2 separate regions of the Mus musculus genome follow, and region 2 is linked to region 1. Evidence: chromatin loops called from intact Hi-C (ENCODE). Cell type or tissue: gastrocnemius. All regions are shown on one strand. Each heading gives the region's core, and the rest is flanking DNA. Links, peaks and the distances in the headings are about the cores only. Region 1 overlaps Stat2 (signal transducer and activator of transcription 2). Region 2 overlaps Baz2a (bromodomain adjacent to zinc finger domain, 2A).

Region 1 (8,327 bases), core at 93-8,092:
TTTCCAACTCTCTACACTATTAAAGAGAGGACACTCAAGAGCCTCAGTGGGGCCCCAGAAAACTTACACATTCTCTCTCCCTGGACTCTGTTACCCAGGTTGACGGCTGGAGCAAAGTTCTTGTTCCACCTTCGGCAGCTACTGAAGCAGCTGAAGGAGATGAGTCACATGCTTCGGTATAAGGGTGACATGTTTGGCCAAGGGGTGGACCTGCAGAATGCCCAAGTCATGGAGTTACTTCAGCGTCTGCTCCAAAGGTCTGTAGTGGCCCTGGGTGGCCTCTGTGGAGGAGAAACAAGGAAGAAACACGAGGAGATGGTTGTTACAGATGCAGCTGTTACCTTCTCTCCATACCTCTTTCCTTAGGTCCTTTGTAGTAGAAACCCAGCCCTGCATGCCCCAGACTCTCCACCGACCCCTCATCCTGAAGACTGGGAACAAGTTCACCGTCCGAACAAGGTTGTGTATGCCAGCTCCTACCTCGTTTCCCCTCCGCTCTTCTGAGCGTGCAGATCCTGTCCCTCGTGAAGACTTACTTTACCCCCCTCCAGTTCACCTTCTCCTCCCAACCCCCCCTTTTTTTCTACACCTCTCTGGCTGTATCGAAATTTGAGATTGACCTCTGTATCCAATCATCTGTCGTCGTTCCTCCCCCCCACCCCCAGACTTCTGGTGAGACTCCAGGAAGGCAGCGAATCACTCAAAGCAGAAGTCTCTGTCGACAGGTGAGCTGAGGCAGCTGAAGGATGTGAATAAAACAGCCAACAGGCACAGGCTGGAGGCACAGGTACCCACTTCACGGCAGGATCCCCAGGCTGCCTTCTGTCCATCCGTCCCACGTCCCGCACCCTGAGCCCGTGCCACGTCCCAAGTGCCGTGTCCCAGGTGCCGTGTCCCAGGCTAGTTTCATTGTCCTGCAGCGCCACCAGCCAGGTGTGGCCAGTACATTGGACAAACACAGACACAACTCAGAGATTCCGTGTCTTTTGCTTGCGCCAGGCCATGCCATGTCGCTGTGAGCTCAAAAGGCAGTGTGAGCCTAGGTCTCTCTGACTACCAAGACCAAATTCCCGACTACTTTTACCTCCCAGTGACTTTTTTTTTCTCTTTCTTTTCAGGAATTCAGACTTACCAGGGTAAGTGCCTGATAAGGACATGTACATGTGTTTATGACCTGCACAAACACACGTGGGGGTTCAAGGGAGGAAGGGGACTTGGGGGGGGCACATGGACAAAAGGAGAGGGGGAAGTCTGAAGTGAAGTGGAATTTTGGTTTACTGCTAAGTTGTATTTATTTTAATTTTTTTTTACAGTTTGCTTAGAAAAAGAGTGCGTATGTGTGTGTGTGTATGTATATACACACACACACATACATAATCAAGAGAGAAAAATATGAAAGTATGTGTAAACCAGAGGACAACTAGTAGGCATGCTCTCTCCTTCCACCATGGAGTTCTGGGAATCGAACTCATGTCTTCAAACTTGTCCGCAAGCCCATTTACTTGCTGAGTCAACCCACTATCCCTTTCCTGCTGTTTTTAAAAACTAACTCTGAGCAAGCCATGGTGGAACACACCAGAACTTTCAGTACTTCAGAGCAAAGGGGCAAGAGAAATGTAGGGAAATACAAGGCCAGCCTGGGCTACACAAAGAAATAAGGAAAGAAAGAGAGAGAAACGAAGACACTAACACTGCTCTTTGTCTCCACATATTTTCTCCCTGGAACAGCTTCCGGAAGTTCAACATTCTGACCTCAAACCAAAAAACCTTGACCCCGGAGGAGGGCCAGAGACAGGGCTTAATTTGGGACTTCGGCTTCTTGGTAAGAAGGGTAAGAATTGGAGTCTAAGCCGGGCGTGGTGGCGCACGCCTTTAATCCCAGCACTTGGGAGGCAGAGGCAGGCGGATTTCTGAGTTTGAGGCCAGCCCGGTCTACAGAGTGATTTCCAGGACAGCCAGGGCTACACAGAGAAACCCTGTCTCGAAAAACCAAAACCAAAACTAAAACAAAACAAAAACAAACAAACTAAAAAAAAATTGGAGTCTAATCCGGAGGAGCAGGAGCTGGGGCATTTCCAGGCCTTGGCCTCTGGGTCCCTTCCCTGACGTTGTGTTTCCTGAATTCGCAGACTCTGGTGGAGCAACGCGCTGTGGGTGCAGGAAAGGGCAACAAGGTAAGGCTGGCGGGTCACTGGAGCGGTGAGCTGAGGCCAGGGACTCAACAGGCTCTGATCACTGTGACCCCTCAGGGGCCGCTGGCAGTGACAGAGGAGTTACATGTCATCAGCTTCGTGGTTGAGTACGTGTACCAGGGTCTGAAGATGAAGCTGCAGGTGAGTGACGGGAAGCGGGGAGCGAGAGAGGCAGCAGATTTAGAGGAAGGGTCAAGGAGGGCACCAACAGAAGCGTCCTGGAGTGGGTGTCCTTGCCCACGCACGGACGCAGATGCCTGCAGTTATAAACATCCCGTTCTCCACCATAACTCCGGTCTTCCTCCCAGACGGACACTCTCCCTGTTGTGATTATTTCTAACATGAACCAACTCTCCATTGCCTGGGCCTCCATTCTCTGGTTCAACATGCTCAGCCCAAATCCCAAGGTAGGAGGAGGAGGAGGCGGCAGCAGCGGAGGCGGCGAGCGGGTGAGGGGCAGAGGTCGCAGGAAGGGCTGCTTCTGAGCCGGCTCACCTGAACCCTGCAGAACCAGCAGTTCTTCTGCCAAGCTCCGAAAGCCCCCTGGAGTTTGCTGGGACCTGTGCTCAGCTGGCAGTTCTCCTCTTACGTTGGCCGAGGCCTCGATTCTGAGCAGCTGGGCATGCTGAGAACCAAGCTGTTTGGTACGGTTTTTCTTTTTGGTCATTCCCTAGCCTTGGCTTGCCCCTACCAGAGTCCTCTGCCTGGCCTTGGCCTCCTTCAGTCATCCGTCTGTGACTCTGATCCACAGGAAAGAGCTGCAAGATGGAGGATGCGCTGTTGTCCTGGGTAGACTTTTGCAAGGTAACACCCTGCAGCCTGTGTCCCGCTAGTCCCCGGTCCAAACACTGGGCACACCTCTTCCCTTCCCCCCACCACGGGCAGCTCCACATCCCTTCCTGCCTCTCTGTTCCTCCTTCAGCGAGAGAGCCCCCCTGGTAAGATCCCTTTCTGGACCTGGCTGGACAAAATTCTGGAGCTGGTGCACGACCACCTGAAGGATCTCTGGAAGGATGGGTAAGGCCTGGCGTCGATTTCCTTAACTGAGCTCAGGACTGCACTTTGGGCGCCCCCTGGTGGCACAAGGGAAAGAAAAAAAACCAACAACAAAAAAACAAAAACAAAAACCCAACCCAATACGGTGCAAGTCCCCATTAGTAATAGCAGTTGTGGTCTGAATTTGTCAAGCATCCACTGTGTTGCAGAGCCTGGAGCCTGCAGGGTGCTTCTGTTCGCGCAACCCCTCTGACCACACTGAGTGGCGGAGTACTTCCACCTTCAGTTCCATGAGGAAACACGCTTAGAGAAATTGGGAACTCCTCGATCAATGGACAGAGTTGTGGGGGCGGGGTGGGGGGCACGAGTGGAGGCGCGGAGGTGTGTCAGTATGTCTCTATTATGTGGCTCTGGCTGACAGTCCTGGATCTTGCTGTGTAGACCACATTTGTCTGTCTACGCTTTCCTCTGCCTCCCAAGCGCTGGGATTAAAGGCATTCACTCCTATGCCCAACCCTATTATATTTTTATGTATTTATTTTGTGTGTCTGTCTGTCTGTCTGTCTGTGTGTGCACGTGGGAGCGCCTGCCTGCGCACACCCGAGTGCATGTGGAGGTCAGAGTATAGCTTACAGGGGTCGGTTCTCTCCTTCCACCATGTGGGTCCTAGAGATTGAACTCAGGCAACCAGGCTGGCGTGAGGTACCTTTCGCTGCAGAGCCATCTCCTCACCCCTCACCTGGGTGCTCTCCTCAGTCTGTCTACTCTGCTCCAGGCGCATCATGGGCTTTGTGAGCCGCAACCAGGAACGCAGACTGCTGAAGAAGATGTTGTCTGGCACCTTCCTACTGCGCTTCAGTGAAACTTCTGAAGGGGGCATTACTTGTTCTTGGGTGGAGCACCAGGATGACGGTCAGCACCCTCCCCCGTACCATTCCTGCAGTCTGCTTTCTGCCAGGCACCCCATACGGACCCTCCCACCCTGACCCTAGGTCCGCTCTTGGAGTGGGGGTGGTGTCTGTTTGGGGTCGGTGTCTGTTTGGTCTGGGAACCCCGGGCCTAGTCTCACTCACTTCATGTTACCACACTATGTCCTTCAGATAAAGTCGAAATCTACTCAGTGCAGCCCTACACCAAGGAAGTGTTACAGTCACTCCCACTGACAGAGATCATCCGCCACTACCAGGTTCTTGCCGAAGAGAACATCCCCGAGAACCCACTCCGCTTCCTCTATCCCCGAATCCCTCGGGACGAAGCTTTTGGGTGTTACTACCAGGAAAAAGGTTGGGGTCTTTAACATACATCCTTCCTAGAATGAAAGTGTTGTCAGATATTGATAGATTCGGCTCCCTCCCTTCACACGCAGGACAGGGCTATACAGAGTGTGCAGTAAGGAGGTAACCTTGTCAGGACCGTCTTGCAATAGGGGAGCGCTGACCTGTGTGACCAGCAAATTGATCTCTCCCATCTCCTGTCTGTCTCCCCACAGTTAATTTTGAAGAACAGAGGAAATATTTGAAACATAAACTCATTGTGATCTCTAACAGGTGAGACACAAACCCTTCACTGGGAGTTCTCTGGCTGACAGTGCTTCCAGCTGCCTAATTCCAGTTGCTCCCCACTCCTCTCCCCCCTCCCTAACTCACCAACCTCTGGTGTTTCCCCCTTTGAGCTGCTCCTCTCTCATGGCTTCCTGCTGCCATCTGTCTTTCCACTGTCTCCCTTATAGTAATGATCACAACCGTTCCTGTTAACGGGACCTTTCCTGATGACAGTAATAGATTTTCTGAAAAAAAAAAAATTTTTTTTGTTCGGTCCTTTAGAGGACCCACTGGGGTAGGTAACAGCAATGGTGGTCATGTGAGTGTCTTTTAAGTTACACGGCTTGGTCAGATCAGTCAACCAGTCAATCAGTTGGTCGACTTCTTTTCTTGTGGTTGTTCTGTTTGAGACAGAGCTATTGGCCTGGAACAGGATATGTAGATCAGGCTGGCCTTGAACTCACCTAGTCTCCCTGCCTCTGCCTCTCAGGTGCTAGAGGTAAGGCACTTGCCACCAGTGCCCGGCTTATTTTTCAATTTACGTGTGTGCACGTTTTGCCTGCATGTATGTACGTGTACCACTTTTGTGTCTGGTGGCAGTGGAGGACAGAAGAAGGTGTCAGAATCCCTGGTCCTGGGATTACAGAAGTCTGGGGGCTGCCATGTGGGTGCTGGGATTCAAACCTGGGACCTTGAAAGAGCATCAGTACTGCTCTTAACCGCTGACCCACCTTTGTTGCTTACTCCTTTGTTTGATGCAAAGTCTCATGTCGCTGAGGCTGGTCTTCCTCAGCCTCCCCAAGTGCTGGGCTTACACCCCCATTTCTTTTTTTCTGTCCTTCATTTGTTTGTTTTCTGAAATAGGATCACACTCGGAAGAAGCCCAGGCTTGTCTGGAGTTCATTATGTAGCTATCCCTCACTAGCCTTGAATATGTGACAGGCTTCCTGCCCTGGCCTTCTGAGTGCTAGAATTGTTATAGGAGTAAGCTTGCTCCGCCTGGGATTGGGATTCATTTAATTAGCTATTCTAACGGTGACACAGTACCCCACTGTGGGTTTGCATTTTCCCGATAATAAGTTAAACGCCTGTTTTTCATACCATTTGCCATGTGTGTATCCTCCTTTTGAGGAATGTCTGTGCAGGTCTTCAACCCAAGCCAGGGGTGGCAACATGGGCCTGTAATCCAGCACACGAGAAAATGAGGCAGGAGGATTGAGCATTTGAGACCAGGCTGGGTTACATTAATGAGACCCTGTCTCAAAGAAAAACAGTAGCTCTTTGAGCCATTTGTAAATAAGATTATTTGCTTTTTGAAGATATATTCACTTTTACCGATATGTGGGAGGGCTTTGGCTTCCGTGCCTGTGCACCACATGCCTTGAGTGCCCTCAGGGGCCAGAAGTAGTGGTCACCAGATCCCCTGGAACTGGAGTTACAGAAGATGTGAGCCTCCATGCAGGTTCTGGGAACCAAACCCCAGTCCTCTGCAAAAGCAGCCAGTGCTCTTGACCACTGAGCCATTTCTCCAGCCACTTATTTCCCTTTTTACTGTTGAGGGTTTTCTAGTTCCTTATAGCTCCTGGATATTAAGTCTTGGTTGAGTGAATAGTTTAGAAGTGTTACTTCCCACATGCAAGTTGCCTGTTAACTCAGGTGATTGTTGCTTTTGCTGTGAACTTTCTTAGTTTGACTTAATTGCAGTTGATCTGGTTTCTGCTTTTATTTTGTATGCTTTCAGGGCTAAGTTATTGTCTATAGCACAGTTGCAAGGTTTTCCCTTTGAGATTTATTTTATTGTAATAATACATATGTGTCTGTGTGTGGTATGTAGAAGAGGACTTCCCATCTCCAGGGTCTGCAGTTATAGGCAGTTGTGAGCTGTCCCATGTCGGTGCTGGAAATTGAACTTAGGACCTCTGCAAGAGCAGAATTCTCTGCAAGGTTTTCTTTTAGAATTTTATTTTTTAAGTTGTCTTTTTTTTTCCCCTAGACATTCTTTTAGAATTTTATTTTTTAAGTTGTCTTTTTTTTCCCTAGACAGGGTTTCTCTGTGTAGCCCTGGCTGTCCTGGAACTCACATTGTAGACCAGGCTGGCCTCAAACTCAGAAATCCGCCTGCCTCTGCCTCCCAAGTGCTGGGATTAAAGGCCTACGCCACCACACCTGGCTGGTAGATATCTTTTTTTAAAAGATTTATTTGTTTTATTTTTATGAATACAGAGTTGCTCTCTTCAGACACACCAGAAGAGGGCATCAGATCCCATTATAGATGGTTGTGAGCCACCATGTGGTTGCTGGGAATTGAACTCAGGATCTCTGGAAGAGCAGACAGTCCTCTTAATGGCTGAGCCATCTCTCCAGCCCTCTTTTAGAATTTTATAATTTCAAGGTTGTTTTGTTTTGTTTTGTTGGTTTTTTTCTGAGACAGGGTTTCTCTGTGTATCCCTGGCTGTCCTGGAACTCACTCTGTAGACCAGGCTGGCCTCGAACTCAGAAATCTGCCTGCCTGTGCCACCACTGCCTGGCTAATTTCAAGTTTTATGTTTAGGTCTTTGATCTCTTTTGGGTAGGTTTTCTTTTTTTCTTTAAGAGTTTTTGTTTGTTTCTTTGGTTTTTTTCTTCAAGGCAGAGACAGGGTTTCTCTATGTAGCCCTGGCTGCCTTGGAACTTGATCTGTAGACCAGGCTGGTCTCTAACCCACAGAGGTCTCCCTGCCTCTGTCTCCCGGGTGCTGAGATTAAAAGTGTGTGTGACACCATGCCCTGCGTGAGAGGTATTTTTTAATTATGTATATGTGTGTGGGGGGGTGTACATAGGAGTGTAGGCACCTGTGGGACCAGTGTGTGTGTGGGGGGGTATGTACATAGGCGGGTAGGCACCCATGGGACCAGAGTCCTCTGCTCTGAGAGGACCGGGGTCCTGGAGCTGGACTTACAGGCAGTTGTGAATCTCCTTACAGGGGTGCTGGGAACTGAACATGAGTCCTCTGCACTTATGTTACGTACGTTATGCCACTCAGTGTGCACTCTCAATACCCGAGCCTTCTCTCTAGCCCCCTGTGTTGATTTTTAAGTCCTGTTTATTTCTGTACGTGTGTATGTATGTGTACACATGTGTATGCGTACCACAACCCATGTATAAAGGTCAGTGAACAATTGGCAAGAGTTGGTTCCTACTTTCTATGGTGTGGGTCTTGGGATTGGACTTGAATTGTTGGGTTTAGTAGTAGCTGCCTTTACCTCATGAGCCATTTTTCTGGCTTCATGATTTTTATATGTGGCAGATTATACATATCTAGTTTAATTCTTCTGCAGATGGATTTCCAGTATATTGAGGAAACTGTACTCTGTGTGTGTATGTGTGCGTGCGTGTGTGTGTGTGTGTGTGTGTGTGTGTGTGTGCGCGCGTGCGTGCGTGCGTGCGTGTGTGTGTGTGTGTGTGTGTGTGTGTGTGTGGTGTGTATATATTTGTCACCTTCATTAAAAAATTAGCTCTAGATTCATGGATTTATTTCTGGGTCTACATTCTGTTTCCTTGGCCCATATGTCTGATTTTATGTTGGTACCGTACTATTTTGGTTACTATATCTTAGTAT
Region 2 (8,327 bases), core at 147-8,146, 150 kb before region 1:
TAAGAGGTGGATTGAAGAATATTTGAATTGACTTTATATTATGCATAAATATTTATATTTTATCTAAATAACTGCGCTGTAACAAACTTTGTGTTAGTCAGATGTTTGGAACTGTTTCCCCTGGCATAAAGTGTACTGGAGTCATTCGCTACTGGAGGTGCGGGAGGAGGGAGAGTGGAGCCTCTGCTCTGCTCTGTGCTCCTCTCCCAGCCCCACCTCTGCCCTCGGGACCAGGCACTCAGAAGGAGGAGGTCCCAGACTTGATTGTAGAAATGGGGACTGAAGGGATTGTGGGCAGGATGTGATCAAAGGGGCCATTTCTCACTTTTCTTTCCTCATCCTCACTGCCCCTCAAGCTAGGTGGATTTTTCTCTTGTTGACAAAGAGTATTTGGTAGGGAAAGCAGGTTAAAAATAAAGACAGCCCTTCCCTGCCCTTTGTGTCCCCTTCCTGGTGACAGCAAGAAACCATCAACACCAACAAGTTTCCACGTTCCTTTTACAGCAAAAGGGACTTTTTATATAACCAAATGTGGTGTCTTAGTGACTTTTTGATAATGTACAGTTTTTTGTGAATTTAAATTTATTTCTTTCTATATTTTTAGGACCAATCTCATTTTTAATAAGGTTTAAAAAAAGGAAAAAAAGTCTAGAGAAAAAAAAATACCTTGTTTTTGCCATGTGATGTTCCACAGGTGCGGCTGTAGAAAAGTGCTTGTCATTGAATAAAAACCACATTTGATAAAAGACTCAAGATTGCATGTTTCTCTCCTGAAGCATAGGTCACTGTACCTTAGAGAATGAGTGTGATGGGTTGACCTGTGCTCTGGGTTAGTGCTCTGTGTCCGCTGTGGGGGTGGGACAGGAATAGACAAGGCACCAGCACCCTCCCTACACCATGGATGACACTAGACAGGAGGCTTTTGTGTTTTATTTAAAAAAGAAAGGTTCACGTGAGCAAAAGTAAAGCTCTTCCAAGTCACAGGAAGGAAATGGAACCAGAAGTCAGCCACGGAGAGTGAGCGATAGGTAGTGTTGGCATAGACATGGGAGTATGAAACTACAGGTTTCTGGGTAAAGGGGAAATGTACAAAATGCATCTTAAGTATAAATTAACTTCCCTCCAGGGTAAGGAGTGCATCTAGAAGTCATCACCCGACCCGCCCAGAGGGCAGGAGCAGAGACGTCCATTCCAGCTCTCTCAAACTGCACACCACCACCACTCAAGTCCTTACTCTCTGCGGTCTTAAGCTATGCTCCAAACCTGGCATTTGACTGCACAGCATAGTCCCTGGCTTGTCCTACAGGGACTGACCCATATGGAGAGTTCGCTCTTGTAGGGAGCCAACGTCACTGGAGAAGACGATCCAGAAAGAGCAGTTTTGGGTTGTGGAACTGAGGAGTTTGCATTTGTTCCAACCCCACAAAGACAAGGGCAGTAAAGGATGGTGGGAGGCAAGTAGGTGCTTGTGTGCCTTGAGTTGTCAGACTGAGGTAGTTGAGTAATGAGGACGAGGGAGTTTAGGGATTTGCTTGGACAGGAAATGCTTATTTTGAACATTCAGAGCGGTGGTCACAAGGGTGATGAGGGCATCACTGCCACATGGAGACCACCTCCGGGAGGTGCAGCAAAGAGTAGAGGAGACAAATTGGTTTTAGCTGCTGAGGGAAGGCTCCTGTAGACCCTGAATCTACTACTGGGATCAAAGGCACTTTTAAGAGGCAGGTTACCCAGAAGTAGAGCCACCGGCTTGCTCCGAATTGGTAAGAATTGGTCTAACAAGCATTGGTTGTATATACCTCTAGACTCACCTTATCCTCTGAATTCAGGTCTAGAAATGGCTGGGTGAGTTTGGGTCTACCACCTACTCAACTGTATTGCTCTTGGCGACAAAATGGGAGGTGCCCACTTGACCGGAAGGGCCAGGGACAAAAACAAACTAGTCCTTCCGAAACCCTCAGCAAATAACGCTTCACTTCCACCCCATTTTTTATTATTGAGCACTTGCCCTTTCCAAAGCCGTTTTGCTTCACAAGCTTGGTCCCTATCATTGTTCCCACATATTCCTAAGTAATAGCAGGACCTGTCTCCAAAAGTCCAGTCCATCTACAGTCTGACCCAATGAGATGGGATAGGCCTGGAGCCTAGTGAAGAGTCACACGAGGTCAGGTGTGAGCTCTAGTCCACTCTGATTGATTGGAAGCAAAACCACAATGTACTAAAATGAGTACAGGTGAGATATAGAGTGCAGAGCCATCTATCTGGCCTCCATGCAAACAGGACTCAGGAGACTGTTAGGAGCCTTGGGCAGGATGATGGAGAGGAGGCTTACAACTCATCCCTCATGGCTTGCATACTACTTCCTGTCTTCAGTCGCTACCTTTCTGAGTAATGAGCTAATGAGGAAAAGAGTGGATGGAAATCACTAAGCAGAAATTACACAGTGAGTGCCATTAACCACTATAAAAACAAAATTACAGGTTGCCCTCATTTCCCATGCTCACACCTGTTCAACCAGAAACACTAGAACCCTAACCAGTATACTCAAAAGAAAAACCTAAAAAGGTAATTTCAAATTTTAAAACTGTCAGTTATTCAAATTGCTTTAGAACTACAGAAAAAGGAACAATTTTTAATAGGCAGTGAAGGAGCAGCAGTGGCAGCAAGACTGTCAGCAGGGTTTCCACAGGACAGAGCTCTGAGTCTGTCACTGAGTGCTAGAGGGCTAGAGGTCGATAACTGGGTATGACCTTCCTGATGTTGGAAGCACCAATGAGAAAACTGGTCATTTTGTACTTTATGCTGTCCATTGTCCTCAGCCCCTTCCTCAGTCTAGAACGCACAGCAGCACAGTCAGGCCAGGATTCCCAATTCTGTAGTGTGCACAGCTGCTGAGCCAGTTTCTCACCATCACCATGCCCTGCCCTTCCTCTTTCACACTGACCTCTGGACACACTTCCCCATCTCCATTGCTTTGTCTACTGGAGGTGTACTTATGACGTGAAGGGATGTGATGTAACAAGTCACATTTTGTGCTGAAAGTCTTGCAGAAGGGAATAGTTAACGGCAGGCATGTTTACAAGTCCCTCCTGACCTTTGAGTGGCCAGGGAGCTGTGAGTCTTGCCTTTTTCTATCCTAGCACCCCGTCGTCCTTCCACAAGAAGGAAAATTATTTCTGGTGGTCTGGTTCCCTGGGGAAGGGGTCCAAACACCAGGGCTGGGCTGGGTATGCTGCATAGAGAAAGCTCAGTCCATTCTCAAGCATGCACAGTATACACAACAGTTCTTGCTTTCATCCCTTCAAACTGTGTGCACTTGGCATGTACATACAACCAAGGGTGAGCCCTGCTAAATAAGATGGCTCCTGCTGAATTAAGTGATTCAGCCAAGTACCACTTGAGTACAGCCATGTGCAGCTGGGATGAGAGGCTGTGAGAACCCAGGCAGAAAAGATCCTCCAGGAGGCAAAGTCACAGATGTCACTGCTGGCCAAGTACATGAACTAACAGGCTCCATGTCCAAGGCTGGACTGGGGTTTAGTCTACACCAAATAACTGCCAGGGAATAAGGGGTGGAGGAGTGGGGCCAGGTTCTGTCAGGTGTTCAGGACCAGCACACATGATACTCCCCAGGCTTGGTAATCAAGGATGATGATGGACAAGACAGCAGCCTCTCGGGGACAAAACAACCTCCTGGTAAAGTGGAAGGCAGAACTTGCTCAGCAGGGGCAGGGGCTGTGAGACCTGGGGCAGGATGAAGACCCAAGACCCTCCAGGAGGCAGAGCAGGTATCCAGGATGCTGAAGCTGGATGCCACTTCTCAGTGGCACTTGCCACCAGAGTTGGTTGAAGGTGGTTTCCAAAGGCTGCATGGTTGTCACATGTCTGCTTCCTGAAGTCAAAGTCTAACCCCTCCTAGGCCAGGAGGGCAGAGGGAAAGCAACCTCTACTGCCACACTTCTCTACCTGTGCGTTGCTCTCCCTTCCCCCAATTCCACATGAAATTTAAATCAAATTCATAAAATTAAAAATTGTAAAAAGGCAAAGTAGGCAGGCTAAGCTAAATGGAAAAGAAAAAAAGACCATTGTGGAGAAGTTTTAAAAAACAACTAGCCGGGCGGTGGTGGCGCACGCCTTTAATCCCAGCACTTGGGAGGCAGAGGCAGGTGGATTTCTAAGTTCGAGGCTAGCTTGGTCTACAAAGTGAGCGCCAGGACAGCCAGGGCTACACAGAGAAACCCTGTCTTGAAAAAAAAAAAACCAAAAAAAAAAAAACAACTAGCTAGGCATGGCGGTGCACTCAGACAGAGTGGGAAGGATCGCTGAGTTCAAAGCCAGCCTGGTCTACATTGTCAGCCAGCCAGGACTGCACTGTGAGACCCTGCCTTAAACAGTGCGTGGGAGGGAGGTGGGTGGGTGTGTGCAAAGTGTGTGTTGAGAGCTTTGCAAAACAAAAGTTTTAAGCCTGCATATCTAAAACACACATTGAAAATAGTCCCTAACTGAACCTGGCAAGCAGCGCCCCTTCACTGACTTCACAGCACTGCGATTGTTCTTAAACCATTTTAAAAGCCCAACATACCCAAACCTCTCGAAGATGAGAAGCACCTCAACTGGTGTCTTTGGGGTAGGAGAAAGGTTCGCTGCAATTAAATACAAAGCAAGAAACTTCTTTTGCAAAAGAAAAAAAAGTCTTTTTGATCTTGAATGTAGCACATTCAAAAAAAAAAACCAACGTGATTCCTCAGGTTCCATCAGCCACAGGAAGGAGCCCAAGGAGGACTGCATAGGCTTCTCTCCCCAGGTCTGGACCTGTGAGGGAATGACAGCCAGGTGTTAGTGCTCAGCAGGCTACAGCTAGGCTTGTAACTTGCTAAACCTTCTGGAGTCTGTGAGCATCTCCAAGAGTTCCTTTCTGTTTAACAAAGATGGGGGGAAAGAATCCTAAAGGAGGCATTAGCTGGAGACGATACGAAGAGGACACGACTATTAATTAACCTGTCTGGCTATTGGCAGAACAAAGCTGCAAGCACCATCTTCCAGTTCAGCATAGCATAGCAGCATTCCCCACCATAAAGTTCTTACCTCATTATTTGCTGAACTGGAAAGGATAGACCCCGTGGTCTGAGGGGGGCTCCACTGCCAGTTGATTCTGCTGGCCATTGCTCTCCTGTATCACAGCCAAGGAAAGTTACTGAAGCATTCCTACACGCACCTCCCACTAAAGCCTCCCCAATTCAGCCACACACACACACACCGCCCCCAACGCATGTGTGCATCCAACATCCAGACTGCCAGAAAGCGGGCAAAGTGGTCCAGCTACCTTGGAAAATACTTCAGCATTTGCTCATTTTCAGAGTATTGAGGCAGCTGAAGTCAGCATCCCTGTCTAAATTGAACAGAGCAGGCTGGCTAAACACCAATGAAGCCGCCTCCTGCTCTCCTCACAACCACCAGTGAGGATGCCGGCGGTAGGCAGTACCGAGAGAGGAGTACACAGTTCAGAGATCTGCCCTTGATGTGTCCTGGCCTCACTGCAAAACAAAACAAAACGAACCGAAAAAGCTCCTACCTCAGCAGAAACACTGGAAGAAGGCACAGCTGGGTACTGGGAGATGTAAGCCCCATGCATAGCAGCAGCTGCCGGCATGAACTACAAAAACAAAAACAATGGTTCTCAGCTAGTTTAAAGCCCTCAGGAGCTTCAGAAAACACAGAGACCTTTATTGTTGTGGGTGCTTCTTTAAAATGTCCCTGGAGTGCCCGAGGATGCCAGCTAGAGACACGTTGATGTCCCTCCCTCACTGCGTTCCCTCTCTTCCTCCACACCCTCAACTCACTGCCACCAGCTCTCCTGCACCAGTCAGACCTAAAAGAGCCTTGAGCTTCATCCCTTCCCTTTCAGTGTTCTGATGAGCTCTTCTAGGAGATATGCACTGGCGCCTAAGCAAATTCACAAATGTTTAAACCACATTTAGTTCCGTGACTGGGAAGCAGGTAAGAGGTAGGCAGGAAGGTATATCCCCAGCTTACTGATTCTTTTCTGTTTATCAATGGCCTTGAACTTTTTTTTAAGATTTATTATTTTATTTTATTTATATGAGTACATTGTAGCTGTCTTCAGATACACCAGAAGAAGGCATCTGATCCCCATTACAGATAGGTTGTGAGCAACCATGTGGTTGCTGGGAATTGAACTCCAAACCTCTGGAAGAGTTGTCAGTGCTCTTAACCACGGAGCCATCTCTCCAGCCTGGCCTGGAACTTTTAAGTCTTCCTGACTCAGCCTCCTGAGTATAAGGATTAGAAGCATTTACTGCAGTTCTGAGCCTGCCTTTGCTGACCCTGACACACTTGCGTCCTGCGTAACCACAGGTACCAAGGAGCATTTCCTAGGCACTTCTTATTCTGCAGGGTTAATAACCACAGACAATCCTTTACCGTGCCCAGACTGTTGAGTGACAGGTGACCCAGTTGCTGGGTAAGAGGTCCCATCATGGAGGCAGGCTGGAGAGAGAGGGGGTGGTCCATCCCTGGTGTCAGAACTGAGCCCTAGAGAAGGCAATGAAGGGAAGGGTTAAGCAGCACCCTCCTGTAAAGACACCTGAGTGGCAAGGATGCCAAGCAGGGCCACCAGTGTTTTGTTTTTGTTTTGCTTGTTTGTGTCTCTTGACAGGTTTAACCCTGGCTGTCCCAGAACTCACTCTGTAGACCACTCTGGCCTTGAACTCGCAGATCCACCTGCTGCTGCCTTCCAAGTGCTGGGATTAAAGGCCTGTGTCTCTACACCCAGACTTTGATTTGCTTTTTAAGAACAGTTTAAGTGCACTAGAATCAGGAAGCAAACTATTCGGGAACTAGAGTACCGTCTGCTGACATTTCCAAGTCCTGAGAATTAACCCGAGTTCTACAACAGGAACAACAGCATCCTCACCTTTAGTCTGCAGGGACCTACGTCTAAGACTAACAAACCCACAGAATTAAGGTTACTGTTGGTGCGCCTACTGCCTGAGCCAGAGCTCACACCCACACATCCTGCCATCAAAACCCTTTGCTTTGCTTTACATCAGATTGTCTCTTTCCCTTCTGAACACTCACTGAAGGCTGCGTGAAGTACAACTGGTATTGCATCCAAGATGGGTTAGGTACTTGTAGAGGAGATGTCTGAGTCACTCTCTAACATAAGCAAAGACAAATAAAAATGTTAACTGCCTAGGCTCAAGGAATGAGACTGTTCAGCAAAGCCCCCCGCAAACTGACATGTCCCTTCAGAGCACAAACCGCTTAGCCAGACTGTGGTGGCACACATCTTTAATCCCAGCACTCAGAAGGCAAGAGGCAGGCAGATCTGTCAATCTGAAGCTAGCCTGGTCTACAAAGAGAGTTCCAGATTTGCCAGGGCTACATAGTGAGACCCTGTCTCAAAAACTTTAAAAGAGCACACTGTTAACAAATACTAGCAGCTTATAACTCAGATAACGCAGTTAAAAACAGGCAAAGGGGTAGATGAAATATCTCAGCAGGTAGAGGCACTTGCTACCAAATCTAAAGACCTGAATTAGATCCCCAAAACCCACGAGGTAAATGGAGAGAACCTTCCATAAATTGCCTTCTGACCTTTACACACATACACACATATGCACGCGCGAGCACACACACACACACACAGCAGCTAAGACCATGTTCTGCTCTCCCAGAAGAAACACTCATACAGATAAAGTAAAAGGACTGCTTAAAAGATGTTGTGAGAATAACAAAATATATTAAATGAGATTACTTTTTTGTTTGTTTGTTTTGTTTTGTTTTTGTTTTTCGAAACAGGGTTTCTCTGTATAGCCCTGGCTGTCCTGGAACTCACTTTGTAGACCAGGCTGGCCTTGAACTCAGAAATCTACCTGCCTCTGTCTCCCAAGTGCTGGGATTAAAGGTGTGTGCCACCATGCCCGGCTATAAAGTTACATTTTTATCAAACACCTTTAATCCCAGCACTCCAAAGGCAGAGGCAGGCAGATTTCTGAGTTCGAGGCCAGCCTGGTCTACAAAGTGAGTTCCAGGACAGCCAGGGATATACAGAGAAACCCTGTCTCAAAAAACAAAAACAAAAACAAAACCAAAAAACATTTTTATCAAAACGATTCCCAAGGCCCCAATATTTGAGTATCTACTCACATGAAAGTGATCTACAATGAGGGTAAAAAGAGAAGCAGGATGATGTGGGGTTTTTTGTTTTTTTGTTTTTAAAGATTTATTTATTTATTTATTTATTTATTTATTTATTTAATGTAAGTACACTGTAGCTGTCTTCAGACACTCCAGAAGCGGGAGTC

The links. Hi-C counts contacts between places; a loop is a spot of excess contacts. Peaks named below come from ENCODE experiments on the same cell type or tissue, not always from the same donor. Only the 100,000 strongest peaks of a DNase experiment are listed, where the experiment ranks them.
Region 2: a loop joins it to region 1, with 1.8 times the contacts of the local background. A loop is called at or near these places in 4 of 42 quality-filtered maps.

The regions. Positions count from the first base shown.
Region 1 is chr10:128,280,984-128,289,310 of GRCm38, forward strand. Stat2 (signal transducer and activator of transcription 2) reads left to right here. Exons shown (of 24, transcript NM_019963.2): 9 at 99-257; 10 at 367-459; 11 at 666-725; 12 at 1,119-1,136; 13 at 1,729-1,822; 14 at 2,130-2,174; 15 at 2,250-2,333; 16 at 2,501-2,599; 17 at 2,701-2,836; 18 at 2,944-2,996; 19 at 3,115-3,209; 20 at 3,964-4,100; 21 at 4,289-4,471; 22 at 4,678-4,735. Among named protein-coding and RNA genes, the nearest start is that of Il23a, 13 kb to the right of the region's middle. In gastrocnemius, for the core only: a CTCF peak has its summit at 3,274 (motif pointing left); DNase peaks (open chromatin) are centred at 2,307, 2,787, 3,152, 4,104 and 1 more place.
Region 2 is chr10:128,128,556-128,136,882 of GRCm38, forward strand. Baz2a (bromodomain adjacent to zinc finger domain, 2A) reads left to right here. Exons shown (of 30, transcript NM_054078.2): 30 at 1-748. Rbms2 (RNA binding motif, single stranded interacting protein 2) reads right to left here. Exons shown (of 13, transcript NM_019711.2): 10 at 6,442-6,552; 11 at 5,573-5,653; 12 at 5,086-5,170; 13 at 915-4,812. The coding sequence ends at 5,090. Among named protein-coding and RNA genes, the nearest start is that of Gm51821, 7.2 kb to the left of the region's middle. In gastrocnemius, for the core only: no CTCF peak of the experiment used is centred there; a DNase peak (open chromatin) is centred at 3,468.